Regions from separate parts of the Homo sapiens genome. Here all the other regions are linked to region 3. The links are chromatin loops, found by intact Hi-C in ENCODE. Cell type or tissue: dorsolateral prefrontal cortex. All regions are shown on one strand. Region 1 holds the start of KCNK13 (potassium two pore domain channel subfamily K member 13). Region 2 has its middle 21 kb from the start of PSMC1. Region 3 overlaps LOC105370615 (a long non-coding RNA gene).

Region 1 (8,000 bases), 1.0 Mb before region 3:
AAGAAAATGGACCAAAACATGAACAGTGGTTAATTTGGATGATATTACTGCATATAACTTGATTTTTTTCTTCTTTATACTTTATTTTACAAAAAACCTGAACCTTCAGCTTTTTCATCTATAACGGGGGAGTGTTATGCCTACCTCATGGAGTTGTGTTGGCTGAAATGAAGTGTGAATGTCACACAGCAATGAGCTGCATTGCACATTCACATAATAATCATACAGTATGTGCCTAATACGGGCCTGATAAAGGTTAGCCAGTGCTGTTATTACAACAATTAGTGAAACAATTTAAAAGGAAATGTTACAAATGAGAAATAAAAATCAGCCCACACTGACATCATGTTTTTTACCTTTTAACACGCACGCACTTACAAGAGCTCATTGTCCCTCACAAGAACCCTGTGACAGGGGCAGGCTTACGCAGACGGAGGGAGCAGGGGGCAGGACTAATATTCACCAAATAGCTGATGTGCCAGATACCAAGGTGGGCACTCTGTAGATGCCTCAGATGAGAAAAGGATGGGGCTCGGAATAGTTAAGAGGCTTGCCCAAGATACAGAGGCAGGATGAAAAGCTCCCACTCCAGACTCTTTGTCCAGGTTTCTTTCCACTCCTCCATGCCACATTGTCATATTCGTATCCCCAAAGCCCATGTTCCTATATGGCCACCTACCCATGCCACTCTCAGTTCCTGCTACATGGATGCACCTGTCCACACACACACTCTGCTCCTTCCTGCCTCTGTGCCCACTGGGAGCACCAAGAGATGGTTTTTCATGGTGGTGGGAAAGATTCAGCCATCAAATCTCCCATCAAAACCACCCTAAGTTACCATTCAATCTAAAAAAATCCTGTACTTGCTATGCAAACACAGTAGAGTCAAGGTCACTTCCAAAGTGACACCTCCTAATCAGTTTGTTCATCCCAAGTCTTGCCTATGTGGAGATTCTGGAACTGTCTTCTGGGACGTGGGAGGTGATGTGAGGAGGGGCTTGTGGAACACGGCTAAGAGTCCAGCAGATAGTGTGGGCTCAGGGGGAGAACCATGGGGGTGTTATTCCTCCTTCACCAATCTTGGGCCCATTCTGGTCTGCTGCAAGGTTTCCTGCCTGATACCCAGTTATGGTGGTGCCATCATGGCCTGCTGATGGGCCGCACCATCTGGGATGGGATGGGGGCTGGGAGCCAGGCACTTCAGATACAGCCGGTGTGTCCCTAATCATACTGGTCCTCTGCCTCGCCTCCTGTGCATCAGCTGAAGCCCTGGATTCCTGGACTAGCCCTGGGAAGTCTTTCATGATGAATCTGACCTGAAGCCAATCTCTTTTGTCTTTTGTGCTGCTTCTCCTGGCAGAATGTCTATGTAGCACAGCCATGTGTGGGAGCCTCAAGGAGGCTCAACTTGTCGCCCCACCTCACCAGCGAGCTCTTCTAGAGTGCACAGGGGCAGTAGCTACAGAGCGCTCAGCACATGCACCCTGGGCTGTTTGCAACTGCCAGCCTTTTTTGCAGCTTGGAGGCCACTTCCTCTCCGTCTAACTCTTCCAACCTCCCTCCCCTGCTCCAGGTCTCTTTTTGCCCCCCTCAGAATTTATTTCTACAGCATCTTCCCTAACCCCCATTAATCACTTGATTATTCTTCAAGGATGAACAATCTTTAGGGGTGTGGCGCAGACTCCCCCAAATCATTTTCCTTCTGCTGGGAAATAAACACAGCTGATTGTAGCTGTGCTACATCTTTGCTAAAAAATTCTCAATGGCTCCCAGGTGCCTCTAGGTAAATTCCAGCTCCTCAGTCTGTCAGTGAAGGTCCTACCCCCGCCTCCATCCCATTAGCCAGCAGACCTTCCTAGTCTTCCTTCCACCACTCCAACCAGCTCATGGGGCCCCTGAGTGCGATTCTCTCCTACTCTAGAGTGCAACCGCGCTTTCAGTTCCCAAACCCAAGTTATGCCTAACACGAATTGATTCAGCCCAAAGGTCACTTCCCTGGTTCTTCCTGGTGGAAAATTTTCCATCTTTTGAACCGTCATTGGCACTTTTGCTTCCTCACTTTCAGTCTGCTGTTCTGATTTTTTCTCGGTAAGTGTGAAGTCGAGGGCAGAATCTTTTAAAATCTGCACTTCCCCTCTGACTGACTCAGTAAATGTTTAGTTTCCTGTCCCTATCTGTAAAAGCCTTCTTCCCCATGAACTCAAGCCGTGTCTCCTTCATTAGACTGAAAATCTCCCAGAGCAGAGCGTCTCCAATTTAAGGATCATTCCAATCCTTTGGGGACTTTGTTAACATGCAGATTCTGACTCGGCAGGTCTGCAGAGGGGACTGAGACTGCATTTCTAACAAGCTGCCAGGTGACGCTGAAGCTGCCGGTGCCTGGACCACATTAGAGCAGCGGGGAGGCAATACCACCTGTTGATCAGGCGACAGCTCATGTCAGTGGAGTCTGGCTGGGCGCCCAGATGGATGAATGAAAGGATGAGAGGGTCGGTCCTGCCCCCCGGAGGAAGTGGAGGCCGCCCGGAGGTTGTCAGCGAGTCCGGCCAGCACACTTACCTATGGTGGAAACGACGGTGCCCACGAAGTAGAAGGCGCCGGTGAAGTCCCAGCGCGGGCGGACGTTGTCCACGCGGATGCCGGCCCGAGTGGCCTCCTCGTAGTGGCGGAGGAAGCCGCGCAGCTCGTCGCGGCTCAGGTTGTGGCCGCGGCTGAAGTTGGCCAGGCGCTCCTCCCAGCGCTGCTTGGCCTGGCGCTCGTGCGCCAGCTCCAGCGCGGAGAAGACGGCGGCGCCGCCCAGCAGGTAGAGCACGATGAGCGCGGCCAGCAGCAGAAAGCGCGCGTTGTCCTCGTTCAGGTGGCCCGGGCCCCAGCTGAAACCCCGGCCAGCCATGGCCGGGCCCCCGGGGGCAGCCCCCAGGCCCACGGCACCGGGCGTCGGCGGAGTCTCGCCCACACCCCCGGGAAATAAGGGCCCCGGCGCTCAGCCAGCTCCCGGGCGCCCCACCGCCGGCTCGCCCATGACCGCCGGGCTCTCCCGCAGGCCGCGAGGCTCCCCCGGCCGCCGCCTCGGTAGCTCCTGTGGCGCCAGCTCCCCACGTCCTCCTTGACTCCTAGTTTCAAATCCGCTTTGTCGCCGCCGTTCCCCTCCACTCCCCCTGCTCTCCTCGGAGTTCTCCTTAACGCTGAAGGTCCCGGGGAACGGGCGCAGAGTTCACGTCTGCTTGGCGCTGGGATGCGGGCGCAGTTTCCACCCCGGCTCCCTGTCCGGCTCAGATAGGGGAGGGGGCGTGGCGCGTCTTCAGGGCAAGCTCGAGCCAACTCGAGTTTCCCGCAAAGAGACGGTCGCGGGGCGGGGCGGGGCGGGGCGGGGCGGCGGGGGGGGGGCGCGGTCCGGAGGTCTGCGGGTAAGCAGAGCGCCGGGGTCCTGGGTCCTGGTTCCTTTGACTATCGCTTCGCAGGCCGCCGACGGCTAGGACACGGGTGTCAGTCTGCTGGCTTTGTAGGTGCCTCCCCAGGTAGATCGACGATGGTGCCTCCTAGTTGTGGTCGTGGTGTCGCGCTGAGCCTGTGGCCTCCCGAGTCTCCGAATCGGCTGCCGGGGCTTAGGGATGGAGGGGGTCCAGGGCGGGCGCACGGAGAGAGGGGCTGTGCTGAGCGGCGTCCGAGGGCTGCGGCGTCCGAGGGCTCCGACCTCCGGCCGGGCCCCAACGCTGCGCATCCGTTGGGCGGACGGGCTGGAGAGAGGAGACCAGAAAGGGAGGTTGGAACAGGGAGCAAAGGAAGTTAGGGGCTTCTCCCCCGGGCAGCCTCCCTCGCCTTGACCATGCCAGAGCGCCCTTGGTCTCTGGATCCTGCGCGGGGGCGTCCTCTGCGCCTACTAGTAGGCTCCGCCCGGACCAAGCGCGCACCGCGAGCCAGCCCCGCTTCCGGAGAGGAGGCCAAACACTGGGGGCTGGAAGGGCTCCGCGGCCAGGAGACCTTGACCTTGGAGCGTTCCATCTCTTCCCCCCGGGCTTGGCTGCCTAGTGCGTTCCAGAGTTTTGCCTGGACGCGGGGTCCGCGCAGAAGGCATCCCCCACCTCATGCAGAACAGTAGCAAGGCTCTCCAGCAAACCGCCGGGGCCCCCTCCCCGAGACCCCGCCTTGTAGCGGGCGCTGGCGCCGCTGCCGCGCTCAGATCTCACCTTCCGGGGAGCGCCCTCTCCGCGCCGCTCCGTCGGGACTGTTCCCGGGCCTCCTGGCAGCCGCGGCCCTGCCCTGCCAGCCGGCGCGCGGAGCACAGGTCCGCACCGCGCTCTGCCTTCTCAGGCGGGCGCGCTCCGACGCTGCAACAGGTAGAGCCGTGCGGCTGCCAGCTGCGGCGACTCCACCCTGTCGCCCGCCTCCTTGCGCGCGGGCCCGCCTCCTGCGCTGGTCTCCGCGGGTAGACGCTCGGCGTTCGAAGGGCCGACCCGGGGCTGCGGTGCTCCCACCAGGGCGCGCAGATCTGGGTAGTGGATGCAGAACCGGCTGGTGGGACGCTCAGCCGGTCCGCGTGGGCCCTCCGGGGCCGGGAGAGGGCGCTCTGCCCCCTCCAGACACATCCCGCCCCCGCCCGCGCACACAGCCCCGCGCGGCCCTCCGGAATCACCCGCCCGGGCGTGTGGGAGCGAATCTGTACGCGGAGAGGAATGGATACGTGGGCATCTTCCCACCTTCCGAGAGAGCGGTTTCAGGCGCAGAGCCCCACACACCGCCCTTACGCACCAGGAGCAGAGACAGAAGGGCTAGGAGCCCTGTTGAGTAAAACCGTGTGATTTCGAATAAAGAAACACAGCTCTGGCGAGTGCATTTTCATCAGAAACCCTGGTGCTGTTAGCAGTCCTCTCGGCTCTGTTACTCACTCCCCAATGCCCCTCTTTCATCTAGCCTTCTGAGGGGCAAGAGCTTTAGGGGCATCGCGAGAATGGGTGCATGTGTATACACCCAGGGTGAGTACTGCAATTACCTTTTAAATCCATTTTATTATGAAAAATTTCAAACATTCTAAAAAGTTGAATTTTACAGTGAACACCCGTATACCCACCACCTAGATTCTACAATTAACATGTTACTATACTTGATTTATTAGATATCTACCCGTCCCTCTGTCCATCCATCAACCCATCTTGTTTGGATGCATTTCAGAGTAAGTTGCAGAGCTTGGTACACTTCCGCCCTCATCCCCAGTACTTCTGCCTGCATATCACTACGTAGGGTTCAATATTTACTTGCAGAATTTTTTTCCTTTTCGGATAAAATTTACATACAATGAAATGCACAAATCTTAAGTGTATCATTAGGTGAGTTCTGACAAATGGGTACACCTCTGCAAATCACCTATCCAACCTACCAGCCAAACATCACCAACAGGGTCCCCCTAAGTCCCTTCCCTGTAACTCCCTACCCACATTCCTCCAGAGAAAACCACTGTTCAGAATTTTTCTACCATCGATTACTTTCGCTTTTATAGAACTGTTTTTTTGTTCTAAATCTCCATATAAATGGAATCATGCCGGTATGTACTCTTTGGTGGAAAACATTATGTTTTTGAGATTTACCCATGTTATATGTCTTAGTAATTCCTTCCTCTTTATTGCTAGTTTTTCATTGTTTGGGTATACCATAGTTTGTTTATTCATTCTCCTCCTATTGATAGAAAGGAGAACTGTTAGAAAATTTTGGTCATCATAAATAAAACTGTTAGGAACATTCTTGTACAACTATGTAGACATATGTTTTCATATCTCTTACGTAAAGACCTAGGAGCGGAATTGCTGGGTCATAGGGTAGGTATGTATTTTGCTTTATGAGAAACTGCCCGACATTTTCCCAAAGCAGCTGTACTGACAGTGTACACTAGTTCTGGATGCTCCGTATCTTTGTCAACATTTGGCAGTATCAGTCATTTTAATTTTAAAACTACTGGTGGATGTAGCAATATCTCACTGTGGTTTTAATTTGCATTTCCCTGATGTCTAAAAATACTGGTGGATGTAGCGATATCTCACTGTGGTTTTAATTTGCATTTCCCTGATGTCTAATGCGCTTGCTGGCCACTTGTGTACCTTCTCTTGTGAATTTTCTGTTGAAATATTTTGCCCACTTAAAAAATTAGTTTCTCTGTTACTGAATTATAGAGATCCTTTATATATGCAGGATACGAGTACTTTCTCAGATACATATCTTGCAAATATTTTCTAACTCTGATTTGCCTATTTATTTTCTTAAATATGTTTTCTGTATGTTTGGTGCCCTTTGAGAAATCATTACCTCCTTCAAGGTTGCATAGGTTTTCTGTCTCCCCACACTTTTATATTTGGGTCTACGATCCATTTAAGTTTGTTTCCTTATGGTATGAGGTAAGAGTCAAAGGTCATTTTGTCCAGGTGGATTTCCAGTTATTCCAATGCTATTTGTTGAAAAGATAAATATGCCTGAGTTTCAGGAATTTAATTTGTTCATTATTTGCCCACCCTTATGCTAATACCACAGGATTTACATACTTATAGCTCTATAGTAGGTCTTTAGTGGGACTATAATTGAGTCCTCTAACTTTGTTCTTCTTTTTCAAGATTCTTTGGATGTTATAAAACTTTTACACTTCCACTAAAAAATCATAGAATCAGCTTAATTTCCTCCAAAAAGCTGTGGGATCTTGATTTCTGGGATTGTGTTGGATCTATTTTGGGAAGAACATCTTGACAATTCATGAAAGAGGTATATTCCTCTATTTATTTAGGGTTTCTTAACCAAGTTTTCATATGGAGATTTTGCACATCTCTTGTAAATTCATTCTAAAGTATTTTATATTCTTTTGATGTTATTGTAAATGGAATTTCAAAATTTTACTTTTCAATTGTTTGCTGTAGTCCATAAAAATACACGATTGTTGCAAAAATACTTGAATTCTTCAACCTTGCTACTTTAGTCATCAGTTGTACATGTTTTGTTGATTCCTTTAGGAGTTTCTTTGTAAATAATCATGTCATCTACAAGTTTTGCTTTTTTCTTCCTGATCTTTATCATCTTTTCCCCCTCTTGTCTGCAACGGCTAGAGCCTCAGTACATTATTCAATAGAAGTGGAAGCAGATATCCTTGTCTTATGATCTTAGGAGAAAACTTTCCTTTTATCATCATTTATATAATGTTAGCTGTGGGGTTTTCATAGAAACTATCGGATTAAGGAAGTTTCCTTTTATTGTTGTTTCTAGTTTTCTGGTGTTTTTGGTTTTTTGTTTTTTTTTTTTTTTTTTTTTTTTGAGACGGAGTCTCGCTCTGTCGCCCAGGCCGGAGTGCAGTGGCGCGATCTCGGCTCACCGCAAGCTCCGCCTCCCGGGTTCACGCCATTCTCCTGCCTCAGCCTCCCAAGTAGCTGGGACTACAGGCGCCCGCCACCATGCCCAGCTAATTTTTTGTTTTTTAGTAGAGACGGGGTTTCACCGTGTCAGCCAGGATGGTCTCGATCTCCTGACCTCGTGGTCCACCCGCCTCGGCGTCCCAAAGTGCTGGGATTACAGGCGTGAGCCACCGCGCCTGGCCGAGTTTTTTGTTTTTAATGAAGCATGAATGAGTACTGAATTTTGTTAAATGCCATATCTGCATCTATGGTGATGATCATATAGTTTTCTCCTTTATTCTGCTAATATGTTGTATTTCACTGATTGCCTTTCTAATGTTAAGCCAATCTTGCATTTCTGGGATATGTTGCACTTGGGGTTTCCACTCTATTCTTTTTATTCCTCTACTTCTGAGTTTACTCTTCTTTTTCTAGCTTCTTATGGTGGATGTTTAGATCACCGATTTTAGACCTTTCTTCTTTGCTAATGTTAGTGTTGCTGGACTTTTCCTTAGTTCAGCTAAAGATGGGGTCCTTGTCCGTCCTACGGCCATGAAAATTTAGGTTAGCAGAGGGTTTGTAGGGTGAGTAACGCAGGGCTTTATTGGGTGAAAGGGAAGAAAAGGGAGAAGCAGGGAC
Region 2 (8,000 bases), 1.2 Mb before region 3:
CGGAGTAAAGCTTGGTTTTACATATTTTAGGAAGGCATGAGTCATCAATCAAATACATTTAAGAAATACATTGGTTTGGTTCAGGAAGGCAGGACAACTCAAAGCAGGGGCTTCCAGGCTATAGGTAAATTTAAACATTTTCTGGTTGACAATTGGTTGAGTTTATCTGAAGACCTGGGATCAATAGAAAGGAATGTTCAGGTTAACCTGAAGGATGTGGAGACCAAGTTTGTGCAAAGGAATCTCAGATAGCAGGCTTCAGAGAGAAAGTAGGTTATAAAATGTTTCTTAATAGCCCTAAAAGAGTGCCTGGATCTTAGTTGATTATCTCTTAGATCTGGAAAGAAAGGAAGGTAAACAAAGGGGAAAAGGATTCTCTATAGAATGTGAATTTTTTCCCACAAGAGACTTTGCAGGGCAATTTCAAGGTATGGCAAGGAAATATAATTTTGGGGTTAAATATTTTTTCCTTGTCTCATAATGTTATTCCAAAGTCAGACTGGAAAGTAAGTCATGATGTATAGGGTCAAATAAAACACATTTGATAAGAATTTATGGGGTGTAGGGCATGACTCCCTAGACCCCTTAGGTAGGAATTTGGGCAAGATAAAAAAATCAGAGCTTAGTCCTCAGATCAAATTTTAGGAAAGAGAACACAGGGACAACTGAGGAACAAGAAATAGATCCCCAGACCCTAGTGAAGTGCATATCCAAGTGGAAAGACCTCTATGGTGGCGTCTGTATATAAATACACATATGGGGATTTGTTTACACATATAGATAATAAATACATGCATACGCAAATGAGACTTGGTGCTCAACTTTAAAAAAAACTCATGGGTGAGCTATCCAAGCATCTTGGAGACCACAAGCAGCCTCCAAGAGCAGCGTCTAAGGCAGTCACCCTTGGTCTCCACATTTTTTTATTTCATCACCTCTCCTCTCTGCTCTTGGCCCCTTGGATTTCCCCTATACCCTCTCCAGCTCCACTCCTGCCTTTGTTCCTTTTTTTTTTTTTTTTCCTTCTGAGATGGAGTCTCACTCTGGCCCAGGCTGGAGTGGAATGCCTTGATCTCTGCTCACTGCAACCTCCGCCTCTTGGGTTCAAGCGATTCTCCTGCCTCAGCCTCCTAAGTAGTTGGGATTACAGGCATCTGCCACCACACCCGGCTAATTTTTGTATTTTTAGTAGAGACGGGATACCACCATGTTGCCCAGGCTGATCTGAAACTCCTGACCTCAAGTGATTGGCCTGCCTGGGCCTCCCAAACTGCTGGGATTACAGGCGTGAGCCACCGTGCCCAGCCTGCCTTTGCTCTTTGTTCATGTTGTTCCCCCATTAGGTGGCATGGTGGGATAATCACCTCTAAATACTCACCAATGCTGTTTCTCCAGCATATTCTTTTACTCTTTGCCATCTCCCCCATTCAGCTGGGCTGTCCTGGATTCATTGCTGCAGGAAGGGATGGGGAGGTTGGCACCAAGCAGAGGACAGGGAGCTTCTTTCTTCTTTCTTTCTTTCTTCTTCTTTCTTCTTCTTTCTTCTTCTTCTTCTTTCTTCTTTTCTTCTTCTTCTTTTCTTCTTCTTCTTTCTTCTTCTTTTCTTCTTCTTTTCTTCTTCTTTTCTTCTTCTTCTTTTCTTTTCTTCTTCTTCTTTTCTTCTTCTTATTCCTCTTCTTCTCCTTCTCCTCCTCCTCCTCCTCCTTCTCCTCCTCCTCCTCCTCCTTCTTCTTCTTCAAGACAGAGTCTTGCTCTGTTACCCAGGCTGGAGTGCAGTGGCATGATCTCAGCTCACTGCAACCTCTGTCTCTCAAGTTCAAGCAATTCTCCTGCCTCAGCCTCCCAAGTAGCTGGGACTACAGGCACATGCCGCCACGCCCAACTAATTTTTTGTATTTTTAGTAGAGACGGGTTTCACCATGTTAGCCAGGATGGTCTTGATCTCCTGACCTCGTGATCCACCCACTTCAGCCTCCCAAAGTGCTGGGATTACAGGCATGAGCCACCGTGCCTGGCCTGCTTTTGACTTTCATAAGCTTCAGTGAGACCTCAGGACATAGAAAGCAGATTCGACAGAAACCACCCACAGTAAGCAGGAAGCTTCTCCCTCCCCTGACTGCCTGGGGGGTGGAGGTGGTGGGGGAAGGTAGGAAGAGAATCTGGGGGCCTTACTCAGTGTTCTTACCTTTAAAAAGAATAATGAGGAGAACAGTCTAGGAGTTTCTCAAAAGGTTAAACATAGTTACCATACGAGCCAGAATTTCCACTCCTACATATATACCTGGGAAAACTGAAAACATATGTCTCCCCAAAACTTGTATATGAAATTTTATAGCAGCATTATTCATAATTGCAAAAGAGTGCAAACAACCCAACTGTCCATCAGTTGAGGAATGTGAAACACAATGTGGTATATCCATACATAGGAATATTATTCAGACATGAAAGGAGTGACGTATGATGCCTACATAACATGAATGAGCCCTGAAAATATTGCATTACATGAAAGAAGTCAGTCACAAAACAGCACATATTATTTGCTCTCATTCATACGAAACGTTCAGATTAAGTGAAGTCATAGGGAACAGAAAGTAGGTTGGTGGGCCAGACATGGTAGGTAGCTCATGCCTTTAATCCGAGCACTCTGCGAGGCCAAGACAGGCAAATCCCTTGAGCCCAAAAGTTTGAGACCAGCCTAGGAAACATGGTGAAATCTCATCTCTACAAAACACAAAAATTAGCTGGGTGTTCTGGCACATGCCTGTGGACACAGCTACTTCGGAGGCTGAGGTGAGAGCAGCACTTGAGCTCGGGGGTCAAAGCTGCAGTGAGCCATAATTGCACCATTGCACTCCAGCCTGGGCAACAGAGAGAGACTTTGAGAAAGAAAGAAGGAAGGAAGGAAGGCAGGCAGGCAGGAAGGAAGGAAGGAAAGAAAGAGAGAGAGAGTGGAGGGAGGTAGGAGGAAAGGAGGGAGGGAAAGAAGGAAGAAAGAAAGAAAAGAAAAAGAAAGAAGAAAGAAAAAGAAAGAAAGAAAAAAAGAAAAAAGAAAGATTGATTAGTGGTTTTCTGGGGGTAGGAAGGAGGGGGCGGGAAGTGAGTGCAAATGGGTAAGGGGCTTTTTGGAGGGGGTATTAAAATGCTCTAAAACGTACTCTGGTGATGGTTGCAGACACCTGTGACCACACTAAAAACCGCTGAGTTGTGAGTTTTAAGTGGGTGAATTGTATGGTATGTGAATTATATCTCAATTAAGCTGTTATATCAAAAAGAAAAAAAAGGGGGGCAGGTACTGGAATGGTGAAGTGCAGGCACCCTGTGGCCGGGCTTCCTGGGTGCCCCCCGGTTGCCGCATGTCAGCTTACATGCATGCTTACATGTCAGCGTGTAAGCCCTGGCACCAGTGTCCTCATCTGTAAAACGGATATGCTAATAGACCCTGCTCACATAACTTTGAATAAAAAGCTGGGTGGCATTTGTAATGTACCTAAAACAGTGCCCGGCAGGCAAGTTTGTTAAAAGTTTTTTTTCAAATGAAGCGTTTAGGTAAAATGACCTGAGGCTTGGTAATCTGCCACCAAAACTAAACTCAGCTTTAGAGCCCGGGCGGCCTGTGACTGTCTTGAGTGCTTCCTGTGAAGAAGGAATGAATTTTCCCGGGTTCTGACAGGTGCATGCAGTTCAGATATTCACCAGCAGAGGGCGCCGCATACCAAATACCGCGCAGGGGCCGGTTCCTCCCTGCCTAAGAAGTGCTCTGTGGAGCACTTGTCTGCCCCTCGAGCCTCCAAACGCCCTGGGCGCTCTCGGACCGGACGCTCCTTGCCCACCCACTCCCGGGGCTGGCCTGCTCTTTCTCACCGTGGCCCTTGAGCCCTTTGGCCGAAAGGCTAGTATTTTGCCTCTATCCTGCTCAAAGCCTGGTCTTCAGGGCTGCTTCTGCAATCTGCAGGCTCATCCTCCCTCTCTCTGTCCAGGCTCCACCTGGCTACCCGGGACTGGCTGGAGAGAGACTGGCACTTTCAGACTGGAGCCAGACCACTCCATGTCATTGGACCCCAGGCCCATGACTTGGGCACTTGATACCAAGAGATGAGCTAAAGCCAGACTTCAGATTCCACTTAAACTTGCTGAATGCCCGCTCTTTGCTCTCTTAGACTGGCTCATCCGACCTCACCACGGTGCTTTGAGGTTGGTGCGTCACTCCCATTTTGCACATGAGAAATTGGGGCTCAGAGACATTAAATGACCTGTCTGGGACCACACAGTTGATGGGCAGTCAGGTCTAACTCAGACATTCTGACTCCAAGCCTAATGTTGAGCCCCAATTTTAATTTTCATCTCCTTCTTTCTGTCTCAAGGAAATCCAGAGTTTTAGGATTGGAATGTATCTTTTTTTTTTTTTAGACCGAGTTTTGCTCTTGTCGCCCAGGCTGGAGTGCAATGGCGCGATCTTGGCTCACTGCAACCTCCACCTCCCAGGTTCAAGTGATTCTCCTGCCTCAGCCTCCCGAGTAGCTGGGATTGCAGGCATGCACCACCATGCCTGGCTAATTTTATATTTTTAGTAGAGACGGGATTTCTCCATGTTGGTCAGGCTGGTCTCCAACTCCTGACCTCAGGTGATCCGCCCACCTCAGCCTCACAAAGTGCTGGGATTACAGGTGGGAGCCACTGCGCCCAGCTGATTGGGATGTATCTTAAACTCCACTTCCCATCCAGGTACTCAATGCCTCAGCCAGCCCTGAGTGGGGAGGTACAACCTTTGCTTGGAGACATTTCTGCCTGGCTTCCTCCTGCTTAACTTTCAGGTCTCAGCTTAAACATGGTGGGGACTACTCAGAACCCCAGAATTGATATGAAGATTATTTTAATTTATTACTAAGATTATATGAAGACATTTGAGAGTCAACAGATGCAGAAAGAAGCCCTTTTGGAACTTCCCTTATCTGACTAAAAGCAGCAACTTCTGGGAAACAAAGCTGCCAGAAATTCCTTCTTCATGGGTGGGCCTATTCCCAGGATAGAGACCAAGAGGAAACCTACCAAAAATCCCCACTCTGGGGGAGTTCCATGGGCGTGAAGAAAATGGAAAGACCACTCACTTCTGCATAAACAATCACAAACTTTTCTATTTCCCGTTTGTTCTCCTATAAACCCTTTTGTCCTTTCTAAAGAAACCCATTTGTTCTTCCCATAGAAGCTTTTTCTTCCTGCTCCCTTTTCCTTGCTATGTTAGATACAGATGCCCCTTGACTTACAATGGGGTTATGTCCCAGTAAGCCCATCTGTATTAGTCAGGGTTCTCTAGAGGGACAGAACTAATAGAATATATATATACACACACACATAAAGGGGAGTTTATTAAGGAGTATTAAACTCACATGTTCACAAGGTCCTGCAATAGGCTGTCTGTAAGCTAAGGAGCAAGGAAGCCAGTCAGAGTCCCAAAGCTGAAGAACTTGAAGTTCGATGTTCGAGGGCAGGAAGCATCCAGCATGGGAGGAAGATATAAGCTGAGAGGCTAAGCCAGTCTGATCTTTTCATGTTTTTCTGCCTGCTTTATATCCTGGCCGCAGTGGCAGCTGATTAGATGGTGCCCACCCAGATTAAGGGTGGCTCTGCCCTTCCCAGGTCACTGACTCAAATGTTAATCTCTTTTGGCAAAACGCTCACAGACACACCCAATACTTTGTATCCTTGAATCCAATCAAGTTGACACTCAGTATTAACCATCGCAAGTCCACCCTTTGTCAACTTGAACCCATACACATCTCCTGAGATCATACACAATCTTCAAATAAAGACAGTAATAAGGTCAGAATTATGCCTAACATGATACAACTATCCTTCGTACGACCAGAAATGCACCAATCCCCAGCCCAAATGCTATTACATAAAGTTAGCCATGCTTAAATGCTGATATGAAGTCAATAAATCTTATGTCACATGATAAAGGAAAAAGGAGGTAGGGGAAGGTGCCTCATACCTGTAATCCTAGCACTTGGGAGACTGAGGTGGGTGGATCACCTGAGGTCGGGAGTTTGAGACAGCTGGGCCAACATAGTGAAACCCCATCTCTACTAAAAATACAAACATTAGCTGGGGGTGGTGGTGCACATCTGTAATCCCAGCTATTCAGGAGGCTGAGGCATGAGAATCGGTTGAACCTGGGAGGCGGGGGTTGCAGTGAGCTGAGATCATGCTACTGCATTCCAGCCTGGGCAACAGAGTGAGACTCAGTCTCAAAAAAAAAAAAAAAAAGGAAATAAAATGAAGATATTTTCTTAGTACAAGTGTATACATGCATAAACATGCTTTTAACAAAAAAAGGAGAAAATACTCATGACAATTACAGTCCTTGTTTCTGCAGCTGGTCATGTGGTCATAGCTGGTATTGATGACTACCTTCTTCTACTACTCATTCTGTATTCCCTTTGCCTTCAGCAAGCACCTCAGCAGCTCATGTTTGTTTTTGTTTTTGTTTTTTTTCCTGGTGGAGTGACCCAAACTTTAATTCCTGAAGGGTCTGGATCATTTGTAGTCCTGCCTGGATTGGGCTGTTGTAGTTTCCCATTGACCTTAATCACAGGGCATAGTAATACTATGAGACACCCTAATGGATCTCTATATTCCATGCATACTCTTCCTTACCTCCATTGTGTAATAGTAGACTGATTTCATCTTGATTGTCTAGGTCAATCACCCCAGCCAACACTGTAACTTTCTTCTTAGCCTGTTGACTTAAAAGTAGGAGTAGCCCAAAGTGTCCAGGTGGCAATCTTAACTTCCAGCTTAATGGAATCGTTGTTGTGTCTCCTGGTGGCACCATTCCTCCCTCTGGAACTAAGACCTCTAGGCGAACAGAACATAATGTCACTGGGTCAGGAAAGAAAAATTTTGCTAATGGATCACTAGGGGTGATGGTGAGTGGTGCTACTTCCACTTCCACCCCTTGATTCCTGGATGTGTGAATCCTGGCTATGGGAGAAATAATACCATATATTGGACGCTGACTCAGAGCATACATGGCCTTCTGGAAAACTTTGCCCCAGGCCTGCAAAGTATTGTCACCTAGTTGGCATTGTAATTGTGACTTCAAATGGCCATTCCACCATTCTATCAATCCAGCTGCTTCAGGATGATGGGGAACATGCTAAGACCAGTGAATTCCATAAGCATGAGCCCACTGCTGCACCTCTTTAGCCATAAAGTGAGTGCCTTGGTCAGAGGCAATGCTGTTGGAATATCATGATGTTTGTTAAGGCATTCCGTGAGTCCACGGATGGTAGTCTTGGAAGAAGCATTGTATGCAGGATAGGCAAACCCATATCTGTCCATATCTGGAGTAAGCATCTATTCCAGTGAGGACAAACCTCTGCCCTTTCTGTAATAGAAGAGGTCCAGTACAATCAACCTGCCACCAAGTAGCTGAATGATCATCCCAAGGAATGGTGCCATATTGAGGGCTCAGTGTTGGTGTCTGCTGATGGCAAATTGGGCACTTAGTAGTGGCTGTAGCCAGGTCAGCCTTAGTGAGTGGGAGTCCATGTTGCTGAGTCCATGCATAACCTCCATCCCTGCCACAATAGCCACTTTGTTCATGGGCCCATTGGGCAATGACAGGGGTGGCTGGGGAAAGAGGCTGAGTGGTGTCCACCTCTGCTGAGGTCACTCGTTGGTGAGCACTCACATGGGATACAAATAGCTTCACAGTTTTTAACCACTCAGAGAGGTCCATCACATGCCTCTTCCCCAAATTTCTTTGTCACCAATTTTCTGATCATGCTTCTTCCAAGTCCCTGACCATCCAGCCAAACCATTGGCTATAGCCTATGAATCAGTATGTAATCACATATCTGGCAATTTCTCCTTCCATGCAGAGTGCACAACCAGTGCACTGCTTGAAGTTCTGCCCACTGGGAAGATTTCCCTTCACTTCACCGCTGTCCTTCAGGGATGTCCTAAAAAGGAGCTGTAGCGCTGCAGCTGTCCACTTT
Region 3 (8,000 bases):
GATGAAATTTTATGTATTTTTTTCCATGAAAGACTTGTACCTCTTTCCCCCCACCACCACCCCGAGATGGAATCTTGCTCTGTCACCCAGGCTGGAGTGCAGTGGTGTGATCTTGGCTCACTGCAACCTTCACCTCCCCAGTTTAAGCAATTCTCCTGCCTCAGCCTCCTGAGTAGCTGGGATTACAGGTGTGTGCCACCACGCCTGGCTAATTTTTTTTTTTTTTTTTTTTTTTTTTTGGTATTTTTAGTAGAGACGGGGTTTCACTGTGTTGGCCAGGCTGGTCTTGAACTCCTAACCTCGTGATCCACCTGCCTTGGCCTCCCAAAGTGCTGGGATTACAGGCATGAGCCACCGTGCCCAGCCACACATCTTTTGACAGATCTACTCCTAGGTTTGTTCTCTCTCTGTCTCGCTCTTTCTCTCTGCCTCTCTCTTTCTCTCTGCCCACTTTTCCCCTACTTATTTGCTGCTGTTGCAACTGGAAACTGTTTTTTAAATTATATTTCTTATCTCTTTGTTGCTGGTGTATAGAAAATCAACTGCTTTTGAATATTGATCTTTTATCCCTTAAACTTACTAAACTCACTTATTAATGCTAATAATTTAGCTGTAGATTCCTTGAGTTTTTTTATGAAAATAATCTTTTTTTATTTTTAAATTATTATTATACTTTAAGTTTTAGGGTACATGTGCACAACGTGCAGGTTTGTTACATATGTATACATGTGCTATGTTGGTGTGCTTCACTCGTCATTTAGCACCTTCAGTGAATATCTGTTTTTCTTCTTTGATTCCAAGTGTTATATCTTTTGTTTCTTTTTCTTGGTTTATTGTTCTGGCTAGTACCCTCAGTACAGTATTGAATAGAAGTGGGGATTAAAAAAAAACTGTTAACCTTTAAGTATGATGTTTGTTACGGATGTTTGGTAGAAATTCTGCATTAGGTTGAAGAAATTTCTATTTCTAGTTCACTAATTTTTTAAAAAATCGTGAGTGGATGTTATTAGGTCTTTTTTTTGATTTTGTTCTTGAAGGCGATAAACAGGAAAGCATGTGTATATGCCAATGGAAAAGACCCACTAAGAAAAGGGAAATTGAGGATGCAAAAGAGAGGAAATAACCCAAACACAGAAAGTCATCGAGAAGGCTGAGGGTGGATTTGTATACATTTCTTTAATGATATAAAGCACTTAACATAATGCCTGGTCTATTAGTTTCCTATTGCTGTAACCAATTACCACAAACATAGTGTCTTAAATCAACACAAATTTATTATCTTACAGTTCTGGAGGTGAGAAGTCTAAAATTAGTTTCACTTGGCTAAAGTCAAGGTATAGGCAGTACTGCATTTCTCCCGGAGGTGCCACAGGAGAATATGCTTCTTACCTCTTCCAGCTTAGAGGCTGCCAACAATCCTTGGCTTGTGGCCCCGTCCTCCATCTTCAAAGCCAGTTGCACAGCATCTTCAAATCTGCTTCCATTATCACATTGACTTTTCCTTATATAAGAACCTTTGTCAATGATTAAGCCCATCAGATAATCCAGGATAGTCTCTCCATCTCAAAATCCTTAATTTGCCAAGAGCAGTAGTGCATCCCAGTAGTCCTAGCTACTCAGGAGGCTGAGGCAGGAGGATTGCTTGAGTCCAGGAGTTTGAGACTGTAGTGTGCTGTGATAATGTCTATGAACAGCCACTGCATTCCAGCCGAGGCAACATAGCAAGACCCTATCACTAAAATAAGAAAAAAAGAATCCTTAATTCAATCACATCTGCAAAATCCTTTTTGCCATATAGGGTAATATTCACAGGTTCCAGGGATTAGGATGTGGACATCTTTGGGGTTCATTATTCAGCCTCCCATACTCAGCATACATTGGATTAAACCATATACATTGGGTTTGTAGGTCAAAAAAGGTTCAATATTGGCGATTCCATGTGATTCCACCTAAGGGTTCTCAATATATAGGAGTTACTATTAATACCAATAACAAAAGAGGAGATAATTTTACCATAAACTGCCAGCTCTGGGCCTGTCCCTGTTGTCTGAGGAACAGTGTTTTGGGCAATTTCACCTGACTGTCTGTGTTTGCTGAGCCCTGGGTTTTTAGTACTTCCTGTACCTTAGTACTTCCTGTGTCACTGCCCTGGAAGCATAGGTAGGTTCCTCCCCAAGACCATTTGCCTCTCTACTATCCTGGAAGAAGCCTACTAAAGAACTGCAGAAAGAGACACTCCCTTCTGCCCAGCTACAGGGCTCTGTACTCCATAGCATCAACACTGCTGAGGAAAAAGCAGCTCCCAAAACTGTCCGTGTTGCAAATGTGTTTGGTGCGGTAAAAAGTCTGTGGCACTGACGCACTGTGCCATATTAAAGCCTGAAGCCAAAGGAAAAATAAAAATCAGTGATATTGAGCTTCTCTTTATTTCAAATCTGATTTTTTTTTTTACCATGGTTATTTTACATTTATTTTGACTTTTAAAAAATATTGCATTAAACTATTATTTATCCTGGCTACTAAGTTTTTTGGCATTCCCTTAAATTTTGCACCCAAGATTTCATTCTCCTCACCCTAATTCCCAACCTGGTCTGTGAGTTGGTATTTGCAGCTATTCTGTCTGATTGATGATCGTTTTGGAGGGACACTCCCGGCAAAAGTTCAAACTTTATCTGTAGAGGAAAACAAGGTGGTTAGGATTTACCGAAGTAATGAGAAGGAAAGTCACCCTCAACCTCTAAAATACCCCTTTTCCGAGTGACTCTCTTGGCTGCCAATTGCCTTCTCCAAGTGAAAAAGAATAAACTAATTTCATACCTATTCTGTCCAATAAAGCTCATTGTCCTACCTCCACCTCCAGTGGTAACAGACAGGAACAGTTCATTTTCCATTGCTAAGCAACGGCAAAAACAGCGCCCGGCATCTGTGCCCGGCCTCACCGGCTGATAGGGATCACTGTCTAAAGTTCTTGTTTGCATTTTGAAGTCAACAATAATTGCGGTTCTCTATTAGTGTTCATTAAGATGGTTTATGGCTGGACTAACTCCAATCTCCACTCAGCGGTTTGAATGCGTTGTCCTCCCAGGGAAAGAAATATTTGGCAATAAAAACCCTGCGTTTATTTCCTCCCCTCATTTCCCCTTGCTGGGCTGGGAAACGATGGTCACCATCCGCAGTTCCCTGGCCGGGGAGAACAAGGCGCCTGTTGAAGGTTGTGGAAGAGAGGGGTGGAGAGGAAGCCTCTGCCCTCCTGGAGCTGGCTTCCTTCCACTCCATGCTGAAAGTAGGCCAGTGGAGCAGAAGTCTGCTGGGGGAAGTGAGCTCTTGCTGTTCACTGGGGCGGAGAGCACTACCCTATTTTCCCAACGCCAGCCCTCAAGTGTGGAAAGAACCTTCCCAGCCTCTTTCCACGGACTCAGTGCCAGGGAGAAGCACTGCCCTGGGACGTGATCGGCTCCTGCCTCCCTGGCCCGGGACTGGGTCAAACAGTGGCCTCAGTGTGATGGCAGAAAGTTCCAGGCAGCTTGAAAGGGCCGCCCTTGGATGCAATTCCCAGGTGTTGACTCACCCGCGGCGGCTGAAAGGCTGCCAGCCCCGGCCAGCAGCAGGCCGGCACCTTTACGCAACCTCTCCTCATCCCCAGCTCTGAAAATACATCCAGAAAGCAGCCTAAAGCAAGTCATAAGGATGTCGTTCTCCCTTTTAGACCCCATTCCAAGACACCCTTCCACGCTCGGCGCTTTTCAGAGCAAGCGTGGCCTGGCCGTCATGGTCCTCTCCTCGCTGGAGAGAATTTTAGGGCCATCCTGGAAAACAAGCCCGCTGGCGCCCCCTAGTGTGCCCGGGAGCCAACGCCATTCCAATTTGTGTTTCGGGGAGGCCGGGCTAGGTGAGTGGGGTTGGAGAAACGAATCCAAGGGATCAGGGCAGGAAAGTTTAATTCCATGAGGTCTGGGGCAGGTAACAGAAAATCACACTTACAGTCCTGACTCCGTTTATGACTTAAGAAATTGCTGTTCTTAACTTCTCTCTCGTGCTTTCCTCTGACTCAAATCTCTCCTGCCTGGTTGCTGGAGAGCAATAGGATCTTGGTGTCTCTATTACTGAGGGAAACTGAAGACCAAGTAGTCGAAATACCTTAACCTTATTAAGAAGTTATAGAATGACCCTGTCTTGGGGTTGGTATGTGCAGAAGCTTAATCATCGGAAATCAAGAAACTGTAAGTCCAAGATCATTTGCTTTGCTACTGTTGCTAAAACGTCTTCACCCTTCTGTTGAGTACAGAGACACCCTACGGCAATGATTCCCAAGCAACTGGAAGGTTAAGAAGATCTTAACAGCAAATTCCTTGTATCCTGGTAATTCTGTAGTTCTTTCTCTTTCCTTCTTCATTTTCTCTGAATAGCAAGGAAGACAGAGTTCAGGTAAATGTGGGGGAAAAAATCTTTTGTCAGGATAAGCCAGGGCAGGATGGGTGCTGGAGTATGATGGGGGTATCGAGAGCCATGGAAATCTTTAAAAGAATTGGCCACCACCTGCCTAGGATAACTAGGAGGTTTGCCTACATAAAAGCTTGGGCGCTTGACCAAATGGTCACTTGAAGAATCTTCCCAAGTGGCTGGGTGCGGTGGCTCATGGCTGTAATCCTAGCACTTTGGGAGGCCAAGGCGGGCAGATCACCTGAGGTCAGAAGTTCAAGACCAGCCTGACCAATGTGGAGAAACCCCATATCTACTAAAAATACAAAAATTAGCTGGGTGTGGTGGCACACACCTGTAATCCCAGCTACTCAGGAGGCTGAGGCAGGAGAATCGCTTGAACCCAGGAGGCAGAGGTTGCAGTGAGCCGAGATCATGCCACTGTACTCCAGGTTGGGTGACAGCATGAGACTCCGTCTCAAAAAAAAAAAAAAAAAAAAAGGAATCTTCCCAAGTTGATTATCTTGATTAAACAGTCAAGAATAGGGATGGCAAATAAGTTTCACATTCCATACCAACCTTAGTCAACTGAAGAGCCCAAAGCATAGTATTGAGAGTGTTCCTGAAAGTTCAATTTGAGGCAAAGCATCTTGATTGATTTGTAATGTCTGCCATGAGCACACAACAGATGGGTGGTGGCATACATACAGCTAGGCAGGAAGATAAAAGAGGGTATTACATGCCAGAAAGCCACACCATTGTGCCTTTTTCTTTCTTTTTTTGTTGCTTGTTTGTTTGAGAAAAGTTCTTACTCTGTGAGGCTGGAGTGCAGTAGTGTGATCATAGCTTACTGTGGCCTCGAACTCCTGGGCTTAATTGATCCTCCTGCCTGAGCCTACAGATAGCTGGAACTACAGGTGTGTGCCACCATACTGAGCAAATTTTTTACGTTTTGTAGAGACAAGGTCTCACTATGTTGCCCAGGCTGGTATCAAACTCCTGCGCTCAAGTGATCCTCCTGCCTGAGCCTCCTAAAGTGCTGGGATTACAGGTGAGAACCACTGCACTCAGCCCCCATTGTGCCTTTTGATGCTACTGTTTGATAATTCTTGTATTTGAGGACTGTACTGACAGTGTGGCTTTTCCAACTTCCTGTATTAGGGTTGAGGGAACTTACTTTTCCCATCTTCCCCCTTTTTTTTTTTTAATTATACTTTAAGTTCTAGGGTACATGTGCACAACGTGCAGGTTTGTTACATATGTATACATGTGCCATGTTGGTGTGCTGCACCCATTAACTCGTCATTTACATTGGGTATATCTCCTAACGCCATCCCTCCCCTTCCGCCCACCCCACAACAGGCCCCAGTGTGTGATGTTCCCCTTCCTGTGTCCAAGTGTTCTCATTGTTCAATTACCACTTATGAGTGAGAACATGTGGTGTTTTGTTTTTTGTCCTTGCGATAGTTTGCTGAGAATGATGGTTTCCAGCTTCATCCATGTCCCTACAAAGGACATGAACTTTTTTATGGCTGCATAGTATTCCATGGTGTATATGTGCCACATTTTCTTAAACCAGTCTATCATTGATGGATATTTGGGTTGGTTCCAAGTCTTTGCTATTGTGAATAGTGCTGCAATAACCAACAAACCATCTTCCCCTTTCCTAGTTTATAGAGCCTCTTGGCTGACCTGACAGCTGATATGGGATAGCAACAGGTAGAGGTGAGAATGCACCTGATTCTCACCTTTCCTGAGATTATATGGAGTGATGGCTCAATCCCCAAGTACAAATTGAATGTTGACGGTATGGCCAAGAGGCTGGTAAGTGCTACAGCCATTCAGAGAAAAAAGGAGGGTACAAAAAGTTTCTAATACACCTCTCCTTAGTTACTCACTCGACGAGAAGCAGTTGGAGAACAGCAGCACAACACAATCCCTCCAGAAACAGAAGCAGGAGAGGTGGGCGGAAGTGAAGCCATCCTTTCCCTCTGACCCTGCAGACCCTCGCGCAGCCACGGATCAGAAGCAGGAGGCTGCTGAGGGCCTGGCTCAGCTCTGAAGCTGTGCAGCATGTCCAAGGGGCTCTCCTGGCATGCCACAGAGCACCGAGGAGTCCTCATGGGTCCCTTCCAAAGTATATTTTGAACCATTCTGATTCTCTTCACTGCCACTATCCCCATTCCAGTCACAGTCACAGTCACCTCTCCAGGACAATGCACTGGCCTCCTAACATCCCTCCCTGCTTCTTACCTCCACCTTCCACCCATCACTCCACCCTCTCGTCTGGAGCCCACTCTCCAAATAGCAGGCAGCAGCGTGGCCTTCCTGAACACAAGTGACTCCAGCATCACACACATCACCCTCCCCTGGTTTCCCCTTTTTCTCCTAAATCCTGCATGATGGAGCCACAGCTTCCCTCTCTGGCCCATCCTGCCCCATCCCCTGTCTCCTGAGCGCTCACCCTTTGGCCACAGTGGCCTTTATGCGGCCCCTCAAAGTGAATACTCCTTCTTCCCAGGACCCTTACGCAGACCCTTCATTCCTAAATCTCTTGCCCTCCCTCTCTGTTCCCTCTTTAGTTTGCTGACACCATCTATTTCTCCATCTCTCAGCTTGAGTGTCACCTCAGGAAACTCAGGCTAGTTTCGGTCCCTTTTGTTATAGGTGCACATAGTGCCTTATACTCACCTTAGGGGCACCTATTACAATTGTAGCCAATTATTTGTAAAATATTTGCATAACATCCATTCCCTGCTAGATGAAAGGGCTTGTGAGAGGACATCTGGGACTTTCTTATTTCTTGCAGTGTCTCAAGGGCTTAGTGTGGCCCCTAACACAGTTTCTGGTGTGTATTGGAAGGTTAGTATTCATTGAATAAATTACGAAATGAAGGGAGAGAGGGATGGATGATGGATAAACGGATGGGTGAATGGGACTTTCCGAGATTGGAGTTGGCTGCTGCCTTGCCAGTCATAGCGGAAGAGAGAATGCCTGTTGAGTTGGTGTCATCAGGCAAGGTGGGGGCAGGCAGGGGAGGGGGTTGACCATGGATACAGCAAGGGCAGTTGAAGGTCACAGTGTCATTTCCCGGGAATCTGAGGTTTGCCTTTCCAAGACTTCCAGGGACACATGTCTAGAATCCCATTTCCAAAAATATTTCAAAAAGAAAAATCCACATGAGAACTTAATAGATCAGAGGGAAGGAAGTCAAACTTTGAGCATACATTCATGTTGCTGGGAAAGCCATTTAAAAATAGTTCACATTTCTGTGCTTTTGTGGCTGCTTTTGAGCCATTCTAGCCTGCCGCAGCAACCTAATTGCCAAACAATATGTTGCTTTGCTGTGGGACCATCTGAAATTTAAGAAAGCAGACAAGTCTAGCAGTTTCACAAGCCTATTTTTTTAAATAAGGCAGACTCCAAAGCCTACTACCCACTAATTGGTCATGTAAATTACTACCTTCTGTATCAGTTGCAACACAAGGGAAAAAGGAACGTAATATTGTTTTCACTCCCTAGGACCTATTCAGGCGTCTTAGGCCTGTGCTGCCAATATTTTTGGTGGGAGGGTTAGGGAT

What was found. Hi-C counts contacts between places; a loop is a spot of excess contacts. Peaks named below come from ENCODE experiments on the same cell type or tissue, not always from the same donor. Only the 100,000 strongest peaks of a DNase experiment are listed, where the experiment ranks them.
Region 1: it touches region 3 in a loop (2.4-fold over the local background); 2 of 110 quality-filtered maps call a loop at or near these places.
Region 2: a loop joins it to region 3, with 3 times the contacts of the local background. A loop is called at or near these places in 13 of 110 quality-filtered maps.

Annotation. Positions count from the first base shown.
Region 1 is chr14:90,057,099-90,065,098 of GRCh38, reverse strand. It overlaps KCNK13 (potassium two pore domain channel subfamily K member 13), which reads right to left and starts at 3,105. Exons shown (of 2, transcript NM_022054.4): 1 at 2,560-3,105. The coding sequence starts at 2,893. It overlaps LOC124903406, which reads right to left. Exons shown (of 3, transcript XM_047432048.1): 2 at 4,188-4,697; 3 at 3,366-3,737. The coding sequence ends at 3,473. RefSeq lists enhancers at 3,163-3,662, 3,663-4,164 and a silencer at 4,413-4,802. In dorsolateral prefrontal cortex, CTCF peaks have their summits at 4,329 and 4,530 (motif pointing right); DNase peaks (open chromatin) are centred at 2,442 and 4,558; H3K4me3 peaks cover 3,544 bases; H3K27me3 peaks cover 5,349 bases.
Region 2 is chr14:90,231,228-90,239,227 of GRCh38, reverse strand. No RefSeq gene overlaps it. Among named protein-coding and RNA genes, the nearest start is that of PSMC1, 21 kb to the left of the region's middle. In dorsolateral prefrontal cortex, CTCF peaks have their summits at 3,497 and 3,700 (motif pointing right); a DNase peak (open chromatin) is centred at 3,707; H3K4me3 peaks cover 267 bases.
Region 3 is chr14:89,036,353-89,044,352 of GRCh38, reverse strand. It overlaps LOC105370615 (a long non-coding RNA gene), which reads right to left. Exons shown (of 3, transcript XR_944128.3): 1 at 2,574-8,000; 2 at 1,390-1,735. Among named protein-coding and RNA genes, the nearest start is that of TRA-AGC15-1, 61 kb to the right of the region's middle. RefSeq lists enhancers at 2,847-3,403, 3,455-3,574 and a silencer at 3,875-3,934. In dorsolateral prefrontal cortex, CTCF peaks have their summits at 3,618 and 3,820 (motif pointing left); DNase peaks (open chromatin) are centred at 2,922, 3,532 and 3,822; H3K4me3 peaks cover 1,320 bases; H3K27ac peaks cover 1,475 bases.